Regions from separate parts of the Mus musculus genome. Here all the other regions are linked to region 2. The links are chromatin loops, found by intact Hi-C in ENCODE. Cell type or tissue: left cerebral cortex. All regions are shown on one strand. Each heading gives the region's core, and the rest is flanking DNA. Links, peaks and the distances in the headings are about the cores only. Region 1 holds the start of Lhfp (lipoma HMGIC fusion partner). Region 2 has its middle 19 kb from the start of Gm40048. Region 3 has its middle 86 kb from the start of Gm40048. Region 4 overlaps Lhfp (lipoma HMGIC fusion partner).

Region 1 (7,696 bases), core at 5,197-7,696, 340 kb before region 2:
AGTTGGCAAGTCAACTGAGTAGAGCATTTAGGAGACAATCTTTGGCAGTTCAGCTCAATGCCAACTTGGAACATTAGTTTCCTTGTTTTCTCTGTGTCTTACGGGCCCCACTCTGGAGCTCCCAGCAAACTCTCAGCAAAATAAATAAATAAATAAACAAACAAACAAATAAAGGCTAAATGAACATGATCAATCCCACTTGGTCTCTGAAGGAGGGCAGCAAATAATAATAATTTTCTTCATCTGAAATCCGAACAAATTGAAGGGGACAAAGTGACAGGTAGAGCCCAGAGTGCTGTCCATTTCACTGCTGGTGGCTAATTGAAGCCTGTCACCTGGTGAGGGGCAAACACGTCTTTGCCCTGAACCCTGGGCACTGCACGCATGGCCATTCTTCTCCGTCTCTGCAGTGTGATCAGAGCAGGATTCCTGGGTTCAGAGTCTCCTGCTGGTGTGGGAGAGTCACTAGGTACCCGGCTTCTCCTGACCCTTCAGTTTGTCTAGTTGGCAGGCATGCGTGCAGAGGCCAGGGTTTGTAGGAAACCAGAGAGCTGGGGAGAAGTCTTCCATTTCACTACAGCTAAAATAGGAAACCACTTCCTCTGGGGAATTATGATATCAAGTTTCAACTGTAACTTTCTTTTGTTAGTTCAGTCTATTAACATATCGGTCCACAAATATCCTTTACTGTGTGATGGGGAGAATTAAGATTTCAAAATTCTCAGAGGTTACAACCGACTGCTAGTCTCTATTATTGTGCATACAAATTAACTCTTTCAGGGAATGATGGCATATGCCTGACACCGCAGCACCTGGTAGGCTGAGGCAGGAGAATTGCTGTGAGTTGAAAGCCCTGTCTAGGATGTCTAACAATACACTGCCTTAAAACCCTACAAAATATGACAACAATTCTTATCTACTGTCAACTGTCCTCATAAAATACATCTCTTTACATACTGTGAAAAGAAAAATAGAAACCACAGACCACTCCTGAGATGATGGTGAAAGAAAAGAATAATAATTTTATAGTAGCACAGAAACCATGATTCATTAGAAACCTAACTATGCACAATGCATACTGGCCATCTAGCTAAAATATGTATTGTGGTCATTTCCCATTTTGACAGCTCAGTGTGAAACCCTTAGTATATTAAATGTGATTTAATACCTCACATTTTCCAACTTATGAATAAATTATTGATTTAAGATTTGTCTGCTACTTTAATGTGTAAGGGGATAATATATAGAAATTACATGACATTTTACATTTTCAAGGTAATTTGCAGACAGCACCGCTGGGAGTGGATCAGAGGCAGTATACACATTATTTCCACGCGTGTTCTGGGGAATAGTCATACAGCTTGCTATGCTTAGAAATTGTACATAAGTAGACTGCCGGGTAAGGTGACGCAAGTCTACAAAAGCACTAAAGGACATTCACAGGAAGTGGGATGGGCCAACCCCATTTGGTATAGCTGTGCTAAGAGTACGAATGGCATGTTAGCATTGGTCACACGACTTCAAATAGGGGCCAGGAACCTTGTTCCCTGTGGCTAAGGTTGACAAAATGGAGTAAGATACTTTCACAGTAGCCTTTCAAATCAGTCTCAAGATGGGATGTAGGAAGCAGAGGGGTTGGTTCACAAGGAGGGAAAGAGAGCAGTTCACTGCTTCTGTACTAACTGCAGTTGTGCGGGTGGAGCAGTGCCCTTCAGGAATGTTTTCTCATTGGTGAAGAGCTGACGGGCATTCCAGGAATGAGTAGCCAGGTAAACTTCTCCTCCCTGGTCCCATCAGCACCTGTCCTGTCTACAGTTTTCTTAGGTACCTACAGCCTTCCTGCCTGCGCTTCAAGGGAAACCTTTATATCAGATAAACTTACAACAATAAGAACTTCCCTCTCTGCATTATTCGTAGGTCTGACTTCTATAAACTGTGTTTAAGACTATTCCTGTTTCTATTGCTGTGCTTTGAGAAAAGCTTGTGTTTCAAATACAATGACTATCCCCCATGCCCCAGATGTAATCCAGTAATCAACTGAAGGCATCAAGAATCCTGATTCTTGGGGCTGGAGAGATGGCTCAGCAGTTAAGAGCACTGACTGCTCTTTCAAAGGTCCTGAGTTCAAATCCCAGCAACCACATGGTGGCTCACAACCATCCGTAATGAAATCTGACAGCCTCTTCTGGTATGTCTGAAGACAGCTACACTGTACTTAGATATAATAAATAAATAAACCTAAAAAGAAAAAAAGAATCCTGATTCTTTCTATATCTGGTATCATCATTCCTGCAGTGTTGAATTTTATCATCATACCTATCATCCCACAACTGGAACATGGGCACTTTGTGGTTAGATGGCCATCATATCTGATTCTGGCCCAGAAGAGACTGCATGCAAAGGCCCCATCATCATTTCTCAGAACTGTGACATCTCCACTTGACCCTATGTGTAGGCTAGAAAAGAAGATTTTTAGCTTTTGCTGCTTTCTTAAGAGAAAAAGATGGGGAAGAGAGAACAGGATGTGAAGGTGGACCAGCTAGACAACGGTGATTCCAGCAGATAGGAACTAAAGAAATCTCTTGTTCCTCTCCCCGGGGGTCAGAAGTGCTTGGTTCTGTTCCCCGTGTTTCACCACTACATCAGTGACTTATGTAGCATACCTTATTTGTTTAAAGGAAATTCCACTTGCACCACAGCAAGTATAGCAATCACATGATGTTAATCTGTTCATTAATTCTTCTGTCCACTTTCAGTTAGTGAGGCTCTGCTGTACCCACCTTGCCAAGCACCATAGTACCAAGTTGACTTGTGTATATTACTGTCATTGAGCATATGCAGTATCCATAGTGCTTAATGAGAGATACAGTTATTAGAAGAAACACGCAACTTACGGTGATTTAAACCATATGAACACTTTATTGTTTACTCAGGACTATTCACAAGGGTCTAGGCATGGTGGCACATGCCCATCATTCCATCAGAAAGAAAATTCAAAAGGAAATAAGGAGCTGACATTGTGAGAATGTTGGGTCATGTCCCTATAGCCTTCCTATTCTCATAAATACAAGATGGTTGTTGTAATGCCAAACATTTAATGCTTTAAGAACAGGAGCAAAGACAGCCAGGAAGATGGGGGAAACAATCTCTCAGGCTTCCCTGCTTGAGCACGGAGTATTTTCCCCCAAGTTCTCCTTAGTAGATTCATTGGCTACAGGGACATTGAGTAACCACCACGGAGTTTAAGGGAAGTCAGAGGAGCATCTGTTGAACAAAGGGGGCGGGATTGGAAGTAACATTGGATAAGCAACTGAAAGTGTTGTCATGAATGCCCACAGTCTCCCATACCTCCATGATACCATCTGACTACTCAATAGCCCTGCTTAAGGCAAACATTCTGCTCCCGAGCCTGGAGCAGGAGGTACATCAGCATCTGCTGTGTGGGAACTTCCGGCTGTGAAGAAACTTAGGGATCCTTTGAAGATGTAAATCGAATGCAAAGGTTTTCAAAGATAGCATAATGCATGTGCTGGTAAAGTATACATGCCAGAATCTGGAGGGTAATTCAGAAGATTTTATAGCTTGAGAAGATAATTATATGGTGGGATGAAAAAGAAATGAGTTGTGATTCTATAGCTGCCTTGAGTGAGACACTGGAAGGATCCAGACCTGTCACCTCATCTGTGCAGTCACCCACTTGCACAGATTAGATGACCCCTACCTCCCTTCTCCGAGGTAGGAGTGCCCATATTGCCATCACACTGACAGTTCAGAAACATTAAATGGAATTGGTTTCAAGCTCTGTTTTACAAATGAGGGGACAGACTCGTCTGAGTTGGAATGTCGAGTCCCAGGAAGTGCAGCCCACAAGGACTCCACACATGATGAATATTTCATTCTGATAGGATTCTAAGCTTTTGACTTCTTCATTTCTTCCTTTTTCATATTAGCCAAACCTCTCCGGTAATGTTTACATTACTTAATAGAATGCAAATAATGAGATTTCTTTTTTTTAGAAGTCTGTGTTTTAATCATATGCTTACAGGTTAATCAGCTGTTTCTCTGTGAAATGATAACTGCCTTCGTGGCTTTTCTCTCCCTTTTTTTGAGAATTAGATGAAGTCATCTATTCATACACCCAGTGTACTGACACGCAGTAATGAAAGAATTTGCAACGGACGCCTCCTTGGCAATCCATGTCACTTTCTCAAGCTCCTCTAAGCTTGAGAAAGTGTCCTAGACTGGATACCCGGTGGGTAGTGTGTGAGTGAGTGTTTGTGTGTGGGTGAGTCTGGCTGCCACTGTATAATTTTGTCTAGGCTGGTATCTGCTACCTCCACATTACATAGATATGAGATATGTGATAGCCAGGCGGTGGTATTTAGCTACAAGTCAGACCTGTTATTATATGGCCACCATGCTCAATAACTGGTGATTTGCACAAGCAGAGTTAAAAAACGTACGTTAACAAAGGAAAACTTCAAATCCAGATCTCTAAACCTGAGGTTCATGGGTGAGCTAAAAACCATGTGACATTTTGAAACATGACTTCCCAGCCTTGGCCCTACTCACACTTCAAGCTAGATGATTCTGGGTGTGCCCTGTGTAGTTACAGAGCAGACTCCTGGCTTTATGGACTGGCTGCCAGTAGGGCCTTCCCAGTCTATGGGTCATGCTTACCCCAAATATCTCCAGACTCTGCCAAATGTCTCCCAGGAACTATTCTTTCCTCTTCTCAAGACTATTGTGATAAACTTAATGTGTATTACATCGCTTTCCTGGGAGGCTCATTACCTGTATCCTATTCCTACAAAGGAAAGGCTTGGAATCAATCACTTAAAACCTTTCAAACAATCCTGAAACAACCTGTCTCCAGCTGATGCCGCCCAATTCAATGGTGCACTCGAAATTTTATTATGAAATATATTCCTACCCAGTTATTACTTCCAGCTGCTTTGAAAAAGGCACATCACAAAAACTGCATCTAGGCAAGTATGTACTTCAAAAGTTGCTGGTCCCAGATGGCAGCTTCCTAAAATAACTGTCCTCTGTGGAGACTCCAGAGGTCAGTCAGTCACCCACAGAATACGGCTCTGGCTTCCGAAGGGTTAAAAAGGCTGATGGCAAGTCAGAACTGGGCAGGGCCTGAGAAGAAATCAAAAGGAGCAGATTTCAGAAAGGAAATTCAAAGGTTGTGTAGATAGATGTTAAAGCTGATCATGGGTTGGGGAGTGGAGTGGGTAAGAGGCAGGGAAGGGGACGGGAGGAGAAAGGAGGGTAGCAGAAAGAGGAGAGAGGGTGAGAGGGGAGGTAAGGGAGTGGGGGGAAACCCAGGAAAGAGGAAGAGGAAAAAGAGGAAGAGAAATGTCTTGAAAGAAGTTCCCAAAGGTTTGCAGCTGTTGGGAGAGGCTGGCAGGGGAGTAGCCTGCCTTCTTTCTTTCTGGCTTTGCCCCCACGGAATCCAGCAGCCTCGCATGGCGTGCCCAGCCTTCTCTTTCCTATGTCCACACCCGTCATGCTCTCTGCCCTCCAAAGTGACCACTTCTCAAGAGCCCCTTAAAGCTCATAGACATCGCTCTCCCCATCTCTGAGGCTACTTCCCATCCTGGTCCTCATAAAGGCCGCGCGAACACTGCAGCCCCAGACCCCAGGGTTTGACCCAGAAAAGCAAACAGGGGTCGGGTGTGGCCTCGGCGCCCCCGGGGAGCTGCGGGGAAGGCGAGCAACTTTCTCCCTGGATTCTCAGTCTGTCTGCCGCCCCCACTCTCGCGCGTCCAGGACTGCGCGGCGGGGCCGAGGGGAGGGGACAGCGGCAAAGGGAGGGCGGGGAAGAGGCGGCGCGTGCCTCGCCTGCCAAAGCTGGAGCCGGCATCCACCGTGTTCCCGGGCCGCACGGCCGCAGCCGGCGGGCTCTCCGGGTGGGTCCCCCTGACCCTCCACCCCAGCTCTCCAGACTCGCCTCGATCTCCGTCGGGATAGTGGCAAAGGCAAGAAAGACAGTCTTCTTTGGTGCCGCGCTGTCCCCGCCAGGGAAAGACAGCAAGTTGTGCTGCGCCCGGGACTCGCGAGGGACCGCGGCCGCCGCCCGACCGGGTAAGTAGCGCGCCCCGGGGCCCCGTGCCCGGGTCCCTCCTGTCTTTCCGAGTGGCATAGTTCAGCTGAGGTCCTGTCGGCCTCCGGGGGGTGCTGCCTTCCTTTCCATCCTTATCCGTCCCTTTCTCAGAGCCGGCTGCAAGAACTTCCCCGTGCCGCTTTGCATCCAGAGATCATTGTGTGTGTTCCTGTGTGCTCCAGGGTGCGGTGCGTGCGTCTAGCAGTTTTGGGGGAGGATGGTGGGTTTAAGTTCATCTGGACTAGGGTAACTCACTCCAGCTGAGAAAGAGGTCCCTTTCTTCCCACTCCCCACCTTTAATGGTAACCCCCAGACCAACTCAACTTCAGCCTCTGCTCACAGCTGACACGATTTTAAAAACCGTAGCCAGAGGGAGCTCCCCTTTGGGTAGAATCCAGAACAGAGGGCGAGCAAAGTGTAGGAGACTGGAGTTTGGAAGCAGTTTGCAGATGGAACCCGACGGGGTGGGGGTGTTCTTCTGTGTTCTTTGTGGAGAGTGTAGCCAGGTGTGCAAGCCAGCCCACCTCATCGAACCCTTTTGAATAGCTGACTTGACATTAGGTATTGGAAAAGAGTGAGTGCTTGGTCTGAAATGGCCAGCAGGTGAAAGCACTGAAGCCAAGGAGTCAAAATAGGAGGCGTGAACACATTTGCCCCGGAAAATTAAGACAGAAGGCGTTTTTAGTGTTATCGAGTACTGGGGGTGTGTAACTATATATCACCCGATATATACACCCGAGTGGTGAATACTGTTAGTTAAATTTACAGTAACTGGGGGTGTGTAACTATATATCCAATGTATACACCTGAGTGGTGAATACTGTTAGTTAAATTTACAGTACTTCTGTAATTGTATGAAGTTCCCACTATCATGTTGCTTGGTTGGCACACTCATCAAGTGATGCCGAGGAGTGGCTAGAAACTAAGTGTGAACTTGCAAGCCAAATAAACAAACTACTGTATGGTCCATTTTATTTTAATATCCGGAATTATGTCTCCTGCTAGTAAAAAATGCTACATTGCTTTTAATGTGAGTATGTGAAATGAATTCACTGGCTTGGCAAATAGAAGCCATTCGTTTCTTTAAGTAAATAGCTGTCAGAGTTAATTTGGGAGCATTTTTACAGGAGATAAAGACGTGGAAAAGCTTTGAGCTAGTTTGGCAAAACTTGTATAGAGATGCGTATGGAGAGAATTAGTTCTTCCCACTTTTGAAGCGTTGAAGGAAGTTTGAAGTTTCCTAAATGAAAACCGTGGAGCTTCTTGAGACGTGTAAATATGCTAGACATACTTAGCTTTCCTTGTTTCCTATTCCATTTTACCAGGGGCCACCAGCCATCTTCACTCCAAAGTATGAGAAGCTGATCGCGGTAATACTGAAACTCTGTTACGGCAAGTAGCTACATACGCCTTGAAGAGCGGTGGACTACCTGGGAGTTTCTTGTGACTACACGCCTTCCTTCACACCTTTAGTGCAATCACAGCGGACCCTCATTGCACTGCCTGTTGGAAGATGGCGTCCAGCCTGACTTGTACTGGGGTGATCTGGGCTTTGCTTTCCTTCCTTTCCGCTGCCACCTCCTG
Region 2 (8,151 bases), core at 3,159-5,658:
GAGAAAGTTAATGGTGGGTCGCTGGGTCACTTGTCCAAGGTTAGCCAGCCGGGAGAGTACCAGATTGCTCTGTTGTAATAGCCCCACAATGGCTCCAGAGCTGTCCTGCTTCTGAGCATTTAGCGTCAGTCAAAAAGTGTTTTCTACTGCAACTTCAGGCTAAATCTCTCTTAGTGTAATAAGTAACAGTAGCTGGCACTGGTTCACAAAAGGGGTCGAAGCTGCATTATAGGCTGGCCAAGGAGTTTTCACGTTCACTAGAAGTTTTTGGAAGGAACTCTGTGCATTGGGATGAGGTACTAGAACAGACTGTGGCCCAGAAGAGAAGCCTTCCCCTTCCTCGTAGCTCTATCAACCCCTACCCTCCATCAGGCTAAGACTGTCAAGTTCTCCACAGGCATGAAGAGACAGCTATGCAGCAATCGCCCGTCCTTCCTCACGGAGGGTGGTAACTGCATGGAAGAGAAACACAACCGAGACCGCACATGGTAGATGGCAAAATTTAACTAAACATTAAGAAATACAAGGAAGCCCTTTGCATCCCGTGGACGCACTGGCTAAAGTAGAGACAATTTAGAGCTCAGAAAATCAGAGACCCAGGAGAAAGGAGAGGTTAGTTAGAGGAAGAATGCTTAGGAAAGAACAAGAGGGTGGGGAGGGTGCCTGGAAGATTTCACCTGCAGGAGACACTGGGAAAAGTCTAGACAAGGAATAGTTCAATTGTACTTTAAAAATGATACATAGTGTGTACATACGTGGATGTACACATGCACACATGTACATGTCATGTGCATACACACACATACACAAATACATCCATGTACATATATACAACACATACACACATGCACACACACATACGCGCGCACATGTGCTTGTTCACAGTGCCCACATAGGCAGACACTCACATGTGTACACATGCACATACACGCATGCACACACATGTGTGAGCCTACATATACAAATAAACACTCATGAACAGGCAGGCAGGCACTGACACACACACACAAACCACAATAACAGAATATCTTATAACTATTAGATCAGTGCCCACAAAAATACCCACAGCCTCCTCTCTAATGCATACAGTCACCTGCCTTTTTCCAACCCCTTTTGTGAAGGCTCATCGTGGTAGGAAGGCATCTAAGAAGCTGATGCCAAACAGGACAGCTGATAATATCCTAAAATACAGAGTGTTCCACATGGCCACAGTCACTTGTCCTCCACAACACCAACTTTCTGTTGTGTAGTTGACATTCTTTTAAAACCTAGAATTGCTGCCTGAGATGAATCTCACTAGTACTGCAGGGTTTTTTTGTATGCTTAAGTCCGAGGTTCAACCTCGGCACACACACACACACACACACACACACACACACACACACACGAAAGGAACTAGAAGTTACAAACCTAATGCTGAAACTTCTATTCAAAGAGTGAGTTAACTCATGTGGGAATTTAGAAATAACTGAAGCAAACAATCCACAATCTCTGACCACCTTCGAAGATCAGAGACGAGTTTGTGTCTTCCCTTAGCGGATTTCCCTCTCTGCTCATTCATTATTCTGCGTTTTGATGGTTGTGTTATTCCTCTTTGCAATTACATCACCATGGTCATCCTTCAAACACACTTTTCCGTTTTCCAATGTTTTATACACAGGTGCCCTGTAGGTTTCTTCTGGAATTACTTTTATTTAATATTGCATTTTTAAAAGCAATAGACAGTAATAGCTGCTGTCGCACACTGTATCCCACTGGTGAACAGTATTCTGTGAAATAAATACAAGGAAATGTGATTGTCTTTATTAGGGTGAATAGTTGGGTATTTCTGGTTTGTCATCACAAGCAGTATTATTATACACTTACTAGGTCTTACCTTGTAGTCAAGAATTCCTTTGTTTAGAACTTTTAAAAGCTTCACTAACCAACACCACACACTATTTTCTTACAAAAAAATTTCCCGAAGATTTAAATTTCTCCTAATAAGAAATTGCACCTAGTTTTTTTTTTAAATCTCTGTTTTCTTGATTATTGTGACATGGAGCAAATACCTGAAACCATGGTTTGGAATATTTACCTTACATGTCGATCAGTGTCTTGGTAGGTAGTCAGTTGAAAATTGGAGACAATATGAGGTTTTCATGAAAATGTCATGATCCTATGGTGTGGTAAACACCATATCTGGCAAAACTATAACCTGCCACGTGATGAGAAGCAGCTCATGTGCCCTCTAGGTACATGTGGTTGGGTAAAGGCCTAGCAAATATGAGTGTATCTCCTGGTTACTGACTACGTTCAGCAGGTACAGATACGAACTCTGCAAAGAGTTGTTCAGGTTACGAGCCAAGATGGAAGGAGATGAGAGGTGAAAGGAAACACAGAGAAAAGGCAAGTACAGGAAGCCAACTGGAAGAAACCAGGGCAGGAGCCTATTCTGAGAGGCAGCAGACAGTGATTATAAGGTAGGCTTGTATAATCCTTGACTGGACCAGCAATCATGGAGGCGGGCACGCTCTTTAACTACCCATTTCAGATGTAGACTGGAGAATGATGCCAAGGAGAAAAGTCAAATAGCAAAGCCAGGGAACATGCAAGCTTCTAAGGTAAGAGGGAAATTTCATGGAATTTACATAGGCAAGGAAACAAGTCCCTGTAGTCCCTGCTTCCGGGAATTTATCATTCCCCAACTGGAGTCTATGGCTAGCTTTCTTTGCTTTGATATAACATGTTGTTTGCCTACTTATGATGGGGGAGAAAGCAAATGGCTTTGAGTTTATAGATTATTGGACTCAGAAGACATCACAGAAGGGACAGCAGATGACCCAAGGATCCTAAATAGGAAGGGACGGCTTAAGTGTCCTCAATTCATCCTTTTGCAGACAGAGAGCATGCTCACTGGAGGATGAAATCTGGGGGAGGAGCAAAGGACAGACATAGAGTTTACTTTTCCCAAATAGAAATAGTTAAACTATATGCAACTCAGAGAAAAATTACAGTATATTCTACCAAGTTATATTATGGCAACCCCTGAACTTGCCAAGGGACAAAATCTAGGAGGAAATCTCTCCTGGAGGGACAGCTGAAGAAGACAATACGAGAGAAATATCTCTGTGGTATCCCCCCGGTTGCTGAACTGTTTTTTCAAGGCCAAGAATATTGGTAGCACAAGCTCCATAAGACAGCAACCCTCTCATGAGTGTGCTTTGAGAAGGCTGTGCAACCGTATATCCTCTACATAGTCATTTCCCTCGTTTCTGTGACTAAACACCTGGCAGAACAGCTTAAAGAGGGGTGGACTTATTTAGCTCCTGGTGAGAAGGCATGGTGGGCTGTGTATGAGGTGAGGACCACATATGAGGTAGAGACAGAATCTGAGGTGGACAGCATCTGAGGTGGGACAGATCTGAGGTGGGGACAGCATCTGAGGTGGGACAGCATCTGAGGTGGGACAGATCTGAGGTGGGGACAGCATCTGAGGTGGAGACAGCATCTGAGGTGGGACAGCATCTGAGGTGGGACAGTATCTGAGGTGGGGACAGCATATGAGAAGGGGACAGCATCTGAGGAGGAGGACAATATATGAGGAGGACAGCATCTGAGGTGGGACAGCATCTGAGGTGGGGCAGCATCTGAGGTGAGGACAGCATATGAGAAGGGGACAGCATCTGAGGTGGGACAGCATCTGAGGAGGAGGACAATATATGAGGAGGACAGCATCTGAGATGGGACAGCATCTGAGGTGGTTCCGAACAGCACATGAAGTGGGACAGCATATAAGGTCCTTCCCTCCCTCCTTTTCTCCCTCCCTCCTTTCTTCCTTTACTCCCTCCTTTTCTCCCTTCTTCCCTCCCTCCTCCTTTCCCTCTGCCCTCTTCTCTCTCCCTCCTCTGCTCCCTCCCTCCCTTCCAGAACTGCTCAGTGTCTTCCCTAACCCCCACCCTTGCAAGTTCCCTTGCTGACTGCATCCCTGACCACAGTGCAGTCTCAATAGCCATCGGTTTGAACACCTGAAGGGATCCATCTTCCTCACAATTACGCTTCCAGGGTTTCTGTCTCCCTGTGCATCTTCAGGCTTCTCAAAAGCCCTGTCATCACAACCTCACCCACATTCAGTCAGTGGCAGTGAGGCTGCCAAATGTGGGGAAGGCTGGGGAAAATATTTTGAGGTGACAGATTGATGGCAGCTTGGCAAACAGACTCAGAAATTCTGTCTCACACATATTACTCATGAAATGGTATTTTTAAAGCACTCCAGCACAGTTTTATTTCCATTTTGACCTTATAAAAACAGGCATCTAGAGTAGAGTATGGATGGAATGAAAGGCCTTTTTGTGGAAAGTCTTTTATGATCAATTTAACGGGTACAACAAATACACAGCAAACTGAGGCAGTTTTGAGGTAAGTTGAATCACTTTAGTTCATGACGCAAAGTGACTGTCAGCAAAACTGGAGCTAGTCAATTTTACTATTGAAAAATGCTACTTAATAAAATCAACTATGTATTGAACAGGCACTTGCCATACATATTAAAACAGATGACACGGCAGGCACAAAGGTGGCGCCCAGCCATGACGTCTCAGAAGCAAAGGCAAAGCGGAAGGCACAGTGTATCGAGTATGTTTTCTCATCTCCTTTTCAAAGATGAGATCATCGCCTCTGCTCCCGATCTAATGAACTGTCCGCTTAAACGAGGGGGCTGTGGATCAGCCAGGGTTTTCGCTACACTGTAAAAGCAACTCAGTCCTGTGCACAGAAAGTCAGTCCGCTAAAAAGACCTCAGTCACTTGCAGAATAGCTGGGAGAACAGACAGCAGAGCTAAGATACGTGATGTGCATCCCGGAATTTCCTCCCCAGTGCTGGCCTTCCTCAGACACACGAGAAATTCACCTGTCTGTCAAACACATCGAAGAACAGAGCAGTTTCTATAGCTTGAGAGTCTTATATCTGAACCCTTGGCTCAGCCCTACGGTGCAAAGGACCATACCTACCTGCAAGGAACTGGGGTAGATAAGATGCTGGTACCAGGGATTTTCTCTTACGAAGGAGGGAGATCTATACTTGTTCCCTGTGGCTGTGGAAACAAATTGCTATAGATTTGATGTCTTAGCATGTTGGGAATGCCCGCTGTCACAGTGAAGCGGGTCAAAACATCACATGTCACCAGGTCCATAGTCTCTAGGGCATTGGTTCTCAACCTATGGGTAGTGACTACTTTAGGATTCCTTTATGTATTCCAGGTATTACAGTATGGTTCATAACAGTAGTAAAATTAGAGTTATAAAGAAGCAACGGGGTAATTTCATGGGTCAGGTCACCACATGAGACCTGGATTAAGGGTTTGCAGCATTAGGAAGGTGGAGAGCCAAAGCTCTAGGGAAGCTAGGGAAGAACGTTGCTTCTTCTCGATATAGGCACTCCTCAGCCTGTGGCTACGCTACTTCAGTCTCTGCCTCTGCACCTATATTGTATATTGTTTGTGTATGTTGATTAAATCTCTCTTTGCCTTTCTCCTATAACATGTGTGGGAGGATGTAGCCTATCTAGGGACTCAGGATAACGATCTCATCTAAAGATCTGTAGCTGATCACATCTCCAAGAACTTGAGTCTGTATACAACATTTACAGGCTCTAGGGATAGGAATCTGATATTCTTGGAAGTAGGATATAACGGAATTTTCATGGGTGAGATGTATTCTTTACTTTTACTTCATTAAGACCTGAAGTCTTCAGAATCCATTTAAAGAAGTTAGATTTATACTGTCTCGTAGTTTTAGTGCTTGATGCTGTGGAGGGGGCATTGTGGATTCAGCTCATGTTCATATCACAAAGGATAAATGAGCAGAGAGGGGGGATCCAGGTATAGCAAATCTCCAGGAACTCCCTCAGTGACCCTTTAACTAGGCCTTTACCTCTCAACATTTCTAGAACTTCCAAAAACAGCCACAGGTTGGGGACCAGACTTTCAAGACGTATGCATGGGGGGGGGGGGGATGGGACATGTGTAAGATTCAAACCAAAACAGAAGGGAGACTGTTGACATGTCTATAGATCCCTAGAAACCTAGCTTGTGTGGGAAAGCCTGGAATTTTTCCATATCCCTTCTCTCCTCTCTTGACACACAGGTGTCTTATGTCAGAGAGAGTTGCTATCTCTAGCTCTCTAGAGCTAATCAGCAAAAGATAGGGTATTCTTAAAATACCATAAATGATCCTGCCCATTGAAAGGTGTCATTAGTACCTGTATAATTAGTGGGTTTGACTGGTAATGTAAGAGTCTACAGACTGAAGCTGGAACCATGTTCTATATCCAATGACCATGCTGACCTTGGAAAGTTTCCTTGGAAAACAAGGTCAGCAAATGAGGTCAGCCACCCTAGCTCTTCTTGTCCCCCTACATTTCCAGTTTCAGCTTAAATTCAGGTGAGCTATGATGCTGGTTAGGAGAGGAAGCTGACAGCATCCAACACAGGCCAGTTAAATCCTTCTCTAGGACGATAGAAATCACAGAAAGCCTAAGTGTGATTTAATGTAAATGCTGGATTTGTGAGTAAGAGATTAAGTTCTCCCAAAATATAACCCATAAACCACAATTTGGCACGCTGGTGCCTGTGTGCGTTGAATGATTCATGCAGCATTTGGCCTGATTTGCCACTTTGTCAGTAGCTGCACTTAACAGCTAAACACCCCAAAATCTACCAAACTATTGGGATTAAACATTGACCATAAGGCCAAGCAGACAGCAGAACTTTTAGTGGTGCCATTTAACTTTAAGACAGATGACAGCAGGCTGGAGAGGTTGCTCAGCAGTTAAAAGCACTAGCTGCTCTTCCAGAGAAACTGGGTTCAATCCCTACCACCCACATGGTGGCTCACAGCTGTCTTTGGCTTCAGCCCCAGGGTATCCAAATGTGCTATTCTGTTCTTTATGAGCACCAGGCTCGCCCATGGGGCACAAACATACATAAAGGCAAGGCTCACATGTGCATAAAATAGCTTGTAGAAAAAAATGCACATGACATCTATCTTGTCAAAGATTCACAACTGGGAACACCCTATTGCCCAGGCCAGGTAGAAACAGAAGAAGCTGAAAAGAAAAAGGTCTAAATCCTCAAAAGGTGGAGTAAAAATGCTACAACCCAATTTGCCCTTGACACAATGTTTTCTTTAGAAATAGTTTTAACAGGTACTACAGTATAATAAGGAACATGTTGCTATGTGATTGGCCAGGCAATGCAGTAGTTCTCAGCCTTCCTAATGCTGTGAGACTTTAACATAGTTTCTCATGTTGTGGTGAGCCCAACCATAAAATTAGTTTCCTTGCTATTTCATAATGGTAATTTTGCTACTGTTATGAGTGGTACTGTAAATATTTTTGGAGATAGAAGTTTGCCAAAAGGGTTACAAAATACAGGATGAGGAGCCCTGAGCTAGAGGCTTCCATTTGCAGGCTCCCCTGTAGTGAAAGACAAATGAGATTCTGTTCAGTCCTGAGATGTCATCTGTCATTCCAGATTAGGTACTTAACAAGAAGGGACACCCTCTGCCCTTCTGGGGTTTTGGTTTTGTTTTGTTTTGTTTTGCTTTGCTTTCAGTCTTCTAGTGTCTGGGCATGTCACTGACTGTAGCAGCCATGCAAAGACAGAGCCATACAGGAGCAGATGCTGGTCGGTGGGCGCAGACCTGCTGACACTGAAAGTGAACTGCTTTCCATGTGTCCTTAGAACCCCGGATGGGAGCCATTTTCATATGGAAACAGGTATTCCATTTCAACTAGATGAAGAGAGGGTGGCTTAGCCCCTCTGTGGGAGAGATAACTGAATGGTTAAGAACATGGACAGCTCTCTGTGAGGATCCAATCTCAGTTCCCAGCACCGGTGTTAAGGGGGACTGAAAATTTAAGACCTGCCTGGGCCACCGGGTATACAGTCAAGGCCAGCCTGCAGAACACTGTTTTGAGATCCCATCTCAAAATAAAAAGAAGTCTTGGGATACAACTCAGTGATGCACAGCATTTGCCTAGCAGATATGAAGCCCTGGGTAGGGTGGTTGATCAAAATAAGAAGAAAGGAGAGAAAAGAAAAAGAAAGAAAAAAACACACCTTTGCTGACAAGGTAGACCAGCCTCCTCCAGGTCTACAGTGCCTGGAACCT
Region 3 (8,151 bases), core at 3,446-5,945, 67 kb before region 2:
AGGGATGGAATCACTGCCATGCTTAATTTACAATCTAAATGCACAGATTAAAACAAAAGTAAACACTGGCCATCAGCTTCCTGAGCACACACAGAAGTAGAGAAGTAGAGAGGTCCTCAACAGATGGTTCAACAGTTAAGAGCACTGGCTGCTCTTCTACAAGACCCAGGTTCTATTCCCAGCACCTCCATGTTAACTAACAATCAGTCCCAGGGAATCTGACTCCCTCTTCTGGCCTCTGAAAATACTGCACACATATGTCCTGCATGACCACTGTGAAAGGGACAGCTGACACAGTTTCCAGCCCTGGAGCAGAACTAGCAGGGTGTGGGCCTCCAGGAGTGTAGATGGGTGCTAGGCATAAAGCTTATTTGTATAATAATGTACCTATTATCATGTTCCTCCTTTGAGGAATGCTCTCCGTGCCAACATCAATCACTCCACAATAATTAGAAACAGCAAGAGCCCAGGAGGCAAGATTGTTTCTGGTGTTCCTTAACAAAATGGTAAATGCTGTGACCTTCAGGACAGCCCTTAAAGGCTGTGGGAAAGAATTCTGAAAGCATGAGTGCAAGAATATAAAATTTCTCAACTATGCAGAATATAAGAATGCAATATGAATTGTATGAGGGGCTTAACGGACCTAAAAAAGAACAGAGGCAGCTGCACTAAGAGTCCAGCTAGTCAGAAAGATATTAAGGAGGGAAATAAAGAAATTTAGGGAGTGGTAACCACAGGGTGAAATCTCACCCAGCTAAATTTATTTGTGCTTACAAAGGCAGGCAAATTCCTGAGTTCAAAGTCAGCCTGGGAGAGGTAGTTTAGGCCCAGGAGTGGTAAGAATGGTGATCCCAGAGCCAGATCCCATACAGCTAGCTTATTGTCTGTGTTTACAAAGGCAGGCAGATCTCTGAATTCATTTGCTATGTTAAAAAATGTCCTTGGTGTCTTTTTCTAAGAATTAAGGGGCTAAAGTCACAAGATGCTGATGCATACGATAATCAAAAGAAAACCTGGGGTGGACAATCAACAGGTATGTGAATAAAAGACTGGGCTTTGGTGCAAGAGATGAGCTTTTAGAATTTTTTTCTAGCAAGAGAGCTTATCATACAGAGAGCCATCTGGAGAGCTAGCTCAAGCAGGTAACAGAGCTGTCAGTTTGTATCCACAATTGACCTCAAGTTGTTTCTTTCACCAGTGCCAAGCTGGTGGGGACATAGTGACATGGTTCCTGTCCCTGGGACAGGGCCCCAGTATACCAAGTGTCTGTCGATGGCTGCTCTGGTCACGGGGCTTGTTAGTGTACATATTTTCTGAGCCCACTAGCCGTGGACGACTCTTTCCTTCTGAGGAACGTTCTTCCGGTTATGTTAATGGCTCCATAATTAGAGACGGCACAAGTCCAGGAGTTGAGGGTGTGGTTATGTCTAGGGAAAGTGGTAAACACTGGGGCCTTCAGGACAGGCTATGGGAAAGACCTCTAAATACATGAGTTCAGAAATATATGATTTATCAACTATGCAAAAAAAAAATAAGGATGCAATATGAATGATATGAGGAGCTTCATGAATCTAAAGGAACAAAAGCAGTGCGCCGTGAGCCAGCTTGTCAGAAAGATGCTAAGGGAGAGATTTAGGGAGTGGTGGCTGCAGGAGATTCCACCTAGCTGAGTGTTGTTGTTTATGTTTACAAAGCAGATAGATTCCTGAGCTCAGGATCAGCCTAGGGACAGATTAAGGTTAGGCTCAGGCTTGGTAAAAATGGTAATTTCAGGGTAGGGTCCCACCCAGTTAGCTTTTCAGTTATGCTTAAGAAAGGCAGGCAGATCTCTGGATCCTTTTGCAATGATAAGAAGAAAAAAAATGTAAGCTTATAGTCTCCTAAGAATCTAAGGGGTGAGGTCCTGGAACACAGATTATCAAAAGGAAAACCTGAAGTAAATGACTGGATTGATATGTAAAATAAAAGACTGGACATGTGTTCTGCAGGAAATGAGCTATCCAGAGAACTTTTTTAGGATAAAATGAGAACTGCTTGGAGAACACACACACACACACACACACACACACACACACACACACCCCGAACGAGCAGAGCATGGACAGAGAGATCTCTTAGAATAGCAGGCAAGCAGAATATAGATTCTCCAAAATTATAGAATATATATGGATATACATATATATATATAAATATAAATTCTCTAAAATTCTCCAAAGAGAAAGCAGAACATAGAGAGAAGCAGACTGGAAAAACTGTCTCAAGCAGAACACAGGTCATCAGCTCGGATCCACAATTTGACTTCAAATTATTCTTTTTGCCACTCCCAGACACCTCTTCTCTCAGAACCCCTTTTCAAGCTGAGGCTGGTCCTTGGCACAAATGGTATAGTACAGACATCCAGGTCAACATTCATATGCATAAAATAAAAATCTCAAAAGAATATTTAAAGTGAATAACAGTTAAAGCTAAAAGAAGCCTTAGGCAAGGATAGAAGAAATGTAACATGAAGAACAATAATGTTTCTCATTTGACAAAAATAATGAGTGTGATTGATGGACTCCAGGTGAAATATATATATATCCCAAATATTTAGAATTACCAAACATAGATCATAGAAATGAACAAAATTATTAATGTAAAACTGGTGTAAGTCTATACCTGCTAAGAAATGTGAATCTACAAATTTAGAATTTCCCTCAATGAAAATTCTAGATATATGCAGCTTCATAAATCTTTTAAATATTTGAAATTTATACAAAGTTTTCCAGAGGGAAGAAAGGAATGGAATACATCCCAGGTTGTTTTATGAAGTCAGTAAAATTTTGATGCTAAAACTTGAACAGAATAATAAACAACAATGCTTAACTGTCCCCGTTAGCGGTATGACTTACTTTTCTGTGGCTGTTATAAAACACCATGGCCAAAATCAACTTACAGAAGAAAGTGCTTCGGGGGTTGATGGTTTCAGAGAACTAGATGTTCATAATGGCAAGGAAGGCATTGTGGCAGAAGAAAGCTGAGAGATCATATCTATGCCACACTCACAGGAAGCAGAGACTGAACTAGTAGTGAGGTAAATCCTAAAGACCTACCCCCACTGACACCCCCCCCCCTCCTGAAAGGCCTCACATCCTAAGTTGTTTGTACCTCCCCAAACAGCGCCACCTACAGCACCACCAACAGCGCCACCTACAGAGTACCAAGCTTTCAAATACAAATTGTTCCTCATTTTACCACCATGCCGATTTTTAATTAATTTTTAATTATTATTGAGGGTGACCTCATTAACAAATGATAAGATTGAGAAGCACCCGTCTATCTTTTGACTGCACTAGTCAAAATATTCTCTATAGATTCCCGCAATCCTTTGGACTGGCCCAGTAAATCTCCATCACTCCTTCCAGAAATCATGTCTATGGCATTCCATCTCCACTGCTATGATGCCCGGTACTACAGAGGTTCTAAGATTCTCTTCTATATGCCAGCTGGCAAACTAATCTAATCCACCTTAGCTTTATGAATACTGGAAAAAGGAGGAGAGCCCTGCGTCAAAGGTAAAGAGCGATTGATTGTACATCGCGTGGCAAAATACTATCGGGTTTGCATCGATTGAGTTCCATTCATCACAAGGTGATGCACAGAGCCAGTGGCACTTAGATGCATGAGTCGCATTATACAAGAGAGATATGTTGAGGTGAGGGGCCCTCGACCTAGGTAATGGACCATTGTCCTGGAAGGTAATGTTTCCTGATAGTCAGCTTTCTGTGGGTGCGGTAAAATAATGTTGGACATAAATCGCCCTAAAAGAAGAAAGCTTCTTTTGTGTTGTGTGCTCTACTATTTTGTCTTTTGATTACCAGGTCCCGTGGTCCCTAAGCTTGTGGTGAGGCAGAATCACACCGTGTAAGGACAGCGTGGGACAAAGCTGCTCACGAACTGATGTCATCCAGGAAGCAGGAAAGAGAAAGGATACAGCGGGCTTCCCAGGATCCCTGAAAGGGTCATGCCCCAGGTGATCTAATCTCCCTTCCACAAGGATATGGACCAAAGTTTTCTCCACTAGTTCCTACCTCTTAAGGACGTTACCATCTCCCAGAGTGCCACAGATGAGTGGCCAAGCCTTCAGGATATAGGCTATGAGAAGATATTACAAGGACAAAATCATAACATGTTATTCTATTATATCAGACAATAAATCTACCTTTTGCCATGGGTAGAGATAGCATCTCTAGCTTCCACGGTGCTGCTCTATCAATAACTTGAAAATATAATTCAGAATAAAAGAAGCCAGTACTGCTGCTCATGAAATACACAGAAATCCAGAGGCCTGGGATGAAGCGTCTTCTAATAAACATTCCTTCAGTAAAAGTTAATATAGTCTTTGTCTCCAGATCCCTTTTTCTTGAATTCAACACACTGAAAATAGAAATAAATGAAAAGCTAAGAGGTCAAATCTGAAACGGCAATAATGATTATTTCTGGGTAATCTTACACAATTTTGTGGATGGTTACAGTTGGGTGCCTCTAAGAAGGGATTTCCAGTCACGTGTGTTTGGCTCTTTTTTCTTGGAGCTGCAGATGATAAAATCTTGCTACTGAGAGAAGATTAGCGCTTGCCAAGACATGAATGCCAATAGAAACATTTCCAAATGCAAATATGCAGATTAGGTGTTTAATTCAACTGAGTTTTCAGACTGCAGTATTAGCACACATTACCCAAAGACCGCTTCAGGATTTTCTTTCTACTCTAATTCAGTGGTCATTCTTCTCCCTCCTCCTTCTCCTCCTCCTCCTCCTCCTCCTCCTCCTCCTCTTCCCCCACCCCCTCCCCTCACCCTTCCTCCCTTCTGTCCCTCTTCCTTTTACTCTCCCTTTCTTTCTTTATCGCTAAAACACACAGACTCAATTTCTTGTTTGAAATATTATTACTTTCTTATCAGAATCACCTGTATAACATGAAAATGGAGCATTTTGTGTTCTATAATGTATAAAGCAAGTTAAATCACAGGAGTCTCATACATATGCAGGCCACAGAGATATGTATGCATTTAGAAATAAGTTCCATGTCCCATCTGGAGTCAGGAGCAATTACTGTCTGGCTTGGAAGCTTAAATGGGTACCATCTGCCACAGACCATGTCAAGGCATGATGACTGATACTGCTCTCTGAGCACCCAGAAAACAGCATGGCCAGCAAGAAGACCACTCTCGATAATTACTCTTGTTTTCATGTGTGTGCTTGTACATATATGCGCAAGTGTGCATGCATGAGAATATATCTGATATGGGGGCCATGGGTCAATCCTGGGTGTTATTCTTCAGGAACCATCTATTTTTGAGACAAGGTCTCTCTATGGCCTGAAGCTCACCAAGAAGGCTATGCTGACAGGCCAGCAAGCTCCAAGAATTCACTTGACTTCCATATTTCCAGAATTGGGACTATAGTGATGTCACCATGGCTAGGTTTTAAAAATACATACTTTAGTTATTTGAGCACTTTATACATATATGCATTGTATTATTATATCCATTCTCCTCCCCTACAACTGCTTCCAAACACCCACACTCTCTTTCCTACTTCATATTCTCATTACAGTTAAAAAAAAATCCACTGACTCTAATTGTGCTTTGTATATGCACAGGTGTGTGGGATTATCCACCTGGCATTGACTGCCTCAGCTACTGATGGGGCTACTGATCTAGTGCAAGCCTTGCTGAGAAAACCACAGCCGCTGTGAGTTCATGAGACTATGAGCATAGTATCCCCCTCACCCCCCATCACCTTTAACTCATGATCTTTCTACATCCCTCTACTATGGTGTTCTCAGCCTTCCTAAATACTGTAAACCCTTTAACACCTCCTGTTGTGGTGACCCCTAACCGTAAAGCTATTTTTGTTGCTACTTCATAACTGTAGTTTTGCTACTGTTATGAATCATGATGTAAATAGCTGATATGACCCCTCAAAGGGGTGATGACCCACAGGGATGAGAACCACTGCACTACTGCAAGTTAATGATACAATACACATGTCCCATTTGTGGCTTAGCATTCCACAGACCCTTACTCTCTGTACTCTGACCAGGTATACCCACATGTTGTACATGGATTCTGGGGACTCAAGACCTGGTCTTTGCTCTTGCAAAGGAAGTGAGCACTCAACAACCCAGCCATCTCTCTGGCCCAATCATCACATTTTTTCCTATTTTCCAGAAAAGAGGAAAGTGTCTATTATAAATGAGTCACTGCCCAAGTGGATTAGAAGCAAGCAGTTTTCAAGAATCCAATCTAGAAAAGAAGGAAGACTACAGACAGCTCTGAGTATTCTGTAGGCCGTCAGCTTCTATCTGCCCACATCCGTCTTATAAAGAAATGTCATGTATATATTTGAAAAGATAAATCAGTGGGAAATGGGTGTGGGGAACAGGGTTAATTGACTTGTTAAAGGTACCAATACCTCATTTTTCCTTTCAGCTGCCCCAGCATGGAGTACCAAAACTCCTCCCAAATCGACCAAATCTGGCATCTACTTCTTCCCGAGGCCCGCAGATGTTGACCATGACACTTTGTTTAAAGATTCCATGGCCTTACCTCAGACCAGCGGAATCCCTCTTCTGGGGCTGACACACAGAACCCTCCTATGGATGTTCTAAGGATGGTGGTGATGCACTGAGTTCCATTTGGCTCAGCACATTCTTTCTTCAGGACCATTTGGATGTTGGGTAACTCATCCTACTGAAAATATATCATCCAGTTGTCAGATAGACAGCAACCCAAACACTGTTCTTGAGTAGTTGTTGCCACAGGGAAGCTACCTCTCTCTTGGGTGACCTCTGTGTGTTCGGCCTTTCAATCTATTCTTGTATGAAGGACTTAAGATCTCTTTCTCTTCCAAGATGAGGAAAAAGAAATAGGGCATTGGCTATGAAACTAATATTCTCATGGCTGACATCACTTCAGTCTGAAAATGTGCTATTTAGCAAAGAGTATTTTTTTTAGCAAAACTTCTCTTGTAGGACATTAGCATACCCTGACATAAGGAGGCAAAAGTGTTTTGTGGACTTGAATGTGAAGCAATCTTTATGAAATGTTCCCAAAATTATTCTTGTCCAACTTGACTATACACATTATCTTAGTCAGGGTTACTGTTGTTATGATGAAAAACCATGGCTAAAAGCAACTTGGATAGGAAAGGATTTGTTTGGCTTACACTTCCACATCCATAGTCCATCACCGAAGGAAGTCAGGACAGGAACTCACACAGGGTGAGAACCTGGAGGCAGGAGCTGATGTAGAGGCCATGGAGGGATGCTGCTTACTGACTGGTTTTTCATTTTGGTTTGCACAGCCTGAACCACCAGCTCAAGGATGGCCCCACCCAAAATGGGCTGGGCCCTCCCCTATCAATCATTGATTAAGCAAATACTCTACAGGCTTGCCTATGGCCATATCTTACAGAGGCATTTTCTCAATTGGAGTTCCCTCTGCTCGGATGATTCCATCCTGTGTAAAAGTGGCATAAGGTGAGGCAGCACATACCTTTTCAGAGATATAAGTATTTGATGGGCTGTTTAGTTACACACCTCAAAATCATAACTGAAGTAACAGTAAGATAACTTCTAATGCAGACTTACATAATTTGCATCACAGTGTTGTTTAATCTAGAAATGCTAGTTTTACATTCTTACATCTCCTGAAAAATATTTAAAATTATTGCCACATATTTTAAAATCAATCTCTGTTATCAGCAGAGGTACTTTTAATTATCAGCACCTTCTTGGAGAATGTATCACCTTACATAATATAGTCTGGGGCTGATAAGCCATGCACATCTAGTGTTGTCACTGAAAATCACATACCAAGCTATTTATGCACACACATGCAATCATCTACTGGCAGGAGCATTGAGGAGCATCTACACTCTCCTCTTCTTCTGGAGATATAGCTGTGACCTCAATAAAACTGTACAAGTTTCAATATTGTCATATTCTTTCAGGGGACACTACTGAGAGTGTCAGGTGACTTTGTTGAAGTGTAATAACTGTAAATTCAGGAGAAAGGGACAGAGGTGAAGATCAGCTAAAGAAAATATCTCTGCCACTTACAGTAACCTTTCATTTTCTATATTCTCATGCTTCGACTTCTGGGCTCT
Region 4 (2,500 bases), core at 1-2,500, 220 kb before region 2:
GCTCGCCACTGAGCACTTTCTATGGAATTTTATCCCTTAGCTCAGCTGTGCCTGTTTCCAACCCAGTTGTGAAAGTATGTAAATTCACAGTGAAAGGTGGGATTTTATAGTTGGGAGATGGTTATAGGCATGATGCTAGAGAAGACTGGGGTCATGCGAGGTTCTAATTTCTTGGTCAGATTCATCAGTGGGTGAACTGCAGTGAGCATGTGCTGACGGACTGTGTGCTGTTGCTATAACCAGAATCATTACAGCCCATCACTCTTGATATTCTATTGCTGTGAGCTGATAATAATGATGGAATCTGTTGGGGTTTGTTTTGTTTTTTTTTTTTTTTCTTGTGGGTGATGTGGAGAAAGACTGCATCTATAGAGCTACCCTGTGGCTCATCTGAACTTGTCTCTTTATATATAAACCATTGACAGCAATATCTACTCTCCATTTCATAGAGGCCATAAACAGAAAGTCCATAGCACAGTGTGTCACATTTATTTGTTGCCTAATAAAGGCTTGTTCGCTTTCCCTAGAAGTCTTAGGATGGTAGAATTCAGGAATGTTAATTTACAGAGAGGGTTGTGACATTAAAACATTTGACAACTACGTGGCTGAGAGCAAAAGCCAAACATTTGGGATTTGCTAAACATTCCCAGAGACACGATACGGAACATGGAGGAGCATGCACATCAAACAACAGCCAGTCACCAAAGCATAGGGATTGTAGCAGAGTCTAAAAGCAGCCCTGCTAAGGGAATGGTGCTTTGGAGGCTCAGGGCCTAGCTTAACAGTTAGTGTAGATAAATAAGCCTTTGGGGACATGTATCTAAAGGTTGGACCACCTCTTCTCCTTGCAAAGATGGTGTTAAGATACTGCCTTCCCCAACCCCCAGTCTTTCTGAAGAGAAAGATAAAAAGGGAGAAGGGATAAGCTGCTGAGGTTCTGCTCTAAGACACAGAGAACTGAATAACACACTCCTCCCACGGTACATTTGACTGAGGCAGGAGACTCACAGACAGAGCCACCTCTGTCAAGCTGTGCGCTGAGATGGGTGCTGCTGACTTAGTCACCTAGGGAATAATCATGTGGCTTCGTTTCCCATTGCAAAGCTGTCTGCTGTGTGGTGTCTAACTCTAAAAGGCAGTAAGGAACTCCTGGCAAGTGCTTGTAGTAAGCTTAGGAAAGATTGTGTACCATTGGATGTAGGGCTGAGACTTTGCAAAGGGGAAATGCTCCAGCAGCAGGTTTCTAAGTAGATTTTATTTTGGCTTCTCAAGCTGTTGGGCCTTGGTTTGGTTTGGTTTTCCCCTGGTTGCTGGAACACAGTGCCTGAGGGAGACTCATTTAGCTCAGTTTCAGAGATTGGAAGTCCAAGATTTATGCCATTATTCATCTGACCTCAGGGGAAGGTCTGGTGGCGAATGGTATCACAAGAGAGGAGGAAGCACCTTGTGATGCTTTGTACAAACTTGGCCCAGGGAGTGGCACTATTAGAAAGTGTGGCCATGTTGGAGTAGGTGTATCACTGTGGGTATGGGCCGTAAGACCCTCATCCTAGCTGCCTGGAAGCCAGTATTCTGCTAGCAGCCTTTAGATGAAGATGTAGAACTCCCAGCTGCTGCACAATACCTGCCTGGATGCTGCCATGTTCTGCCTTGATGATAATGGACTGAACATCTGAACCTGTAAGCCAACCCCAATTAGATGTTGTCCTTATAAGAGTTGCCTTGGTCATGGTGTCTGTTCACAGCAGTAAAACCCTAAGCCATACCTGAAGAAGCCTGGAGGGTGGAGAGCAGCAGGGTTTTTTTGTCAGCCTTCTCTCACTGGTAATCCTCCTCAGAGCAATATTTCCAGTAACCCAATTTGCATGTTTTAAGGCACACTCCTTTAAAAAGATGATCATCTTGCTGGGGGGTGGTGGGACACACCTTCAATCCCAGCACACCGGAAGCAGAAGCAGGAGGATCTCTGAGTTTGAGGTCAGCCTGGTCTGTGGAGTGAGTTCCAGGACAATCAGAGCTATGCAGAGAAACTCTGTCTTGAAAAACCAAAACAAAGAACTCAAAACATCTCTTAGTATAATTCATTGGCACCACACCTCCAACATAAAAACACTCAGGAGACAGCCCCATTCTTCTTCTTAGAAATCAGGCACTCCACCAGTGTGCCCTTCAGGGACCGGACACATCATCACCTGGCACTGCCAGGTGCAGCACATTTCCACAGTCCCTAGGAGCTGTAACACTCACACTCTTTAAAAGGTCTCTCCTGACATCATGGCTCTCTCACATCCTCTCTGTCTTTCAGTCTGTCTTTCTGTCTGTATGTCTCTACCTTGTAGAAGTTAGTCCTGGTTCTGCCTCCCGGTTTCATGCTCCCAGAAATAAGACTCAGACTCAAAATATATTTACAAATACCTTGGCCATAGAGCTAGGCTCTCTTCTGACTAGATCATAACTCAAGACAACCCATTTATTTTAATCTACATTTTTGCCATGTGGT

The links. Hi-C counts contacts between places; a loop is a spot of excess contacts. Peaks named below come from ENCODE experiments on the same cell type or tissue, not always from the same donor. Only the 100,000 strongest peaks of a DNase experiment are listed, where the experiment ranks them.
Region 1: it touches region 2 in a loop (4-fold over the local background); 2 of 42 quality-filtered maps call a loop at or near these places.
Region 3: it touches region 2 in a loop (2.1-fold over the local background); 2 of 42 quality-filtered maps call a loop at or near these places.
Region 4: a loop joins it to region 2, with 3 times the contacts of the local background. A loop is called at or near these places in 2 of 42 quality-filtered maps.

What each region holds. Positions count from the first base shown.
Region 1 is chr3:53,035,682-53,043,377 of GRCm38, forward strand. Lhfp (lipoma HMGIC fusion partner) reads left to right here and starts at 5,866. Exons shown (of 4, transcript NM_175386.3): 1 at 5,866-6,093; 2 at 7,438-7,696. The coding sequence starts at 7,626. In left cerebral cortex, for the core only: a CTCF peak has its summit at 6,489; DNase peaks (open chromatin) are centred at 5,882, 6,210 and 6,483; H3K4me3 peaks cover 2,409 bases; H3K27ac peaks cover 1,159 bases.
Region 2 is chr3:53,373,128-53,381,278 of GRCm38, forward strand. No RefSeq gene overlaps it. Among named protein-coding and RNA genes, the nearest start is that of Gm40048, 19 kb to the right of the region's middle. In left cerebral cortex, for the core only: no CTCF peak of the experiment used is centred there; a DNase peak (open chromatin) is centred at 4,155.
Region 3 is chr3:53,305,673-53,313,823 of GRCm38, forward strand. No RefSeq gene overlaps it. Among named protein-coding and RNA genes, the nearest start is that of Gm40048, 86 kb to the right of the region's middle. In left cerebral cortex, for the core only: no CTCF peak of the experiment used is centred there; DNase peaks (open chromatin) are centred at 4,580, 5,157 and 5,571; H3K27ac peaks cover 316 bases.
Region 4 is chr3:53,161,112-53,163,611 of GRCm38, forward strand. All of the region lies in intron 2 of Lhfp (lipoma HMGIC fusion partner), which reads left to right. Among named protein-coding and RNA genes, the nearest start is that of C130075A20Rik, 70 kb to the left of the region's middle. In left cerebral cortex, for the core only: no CTCF peak of the experiment used is centred there; a DNase peak (open chromatin) is centred at 1,072; H3K27ac peaks cover 801 bases.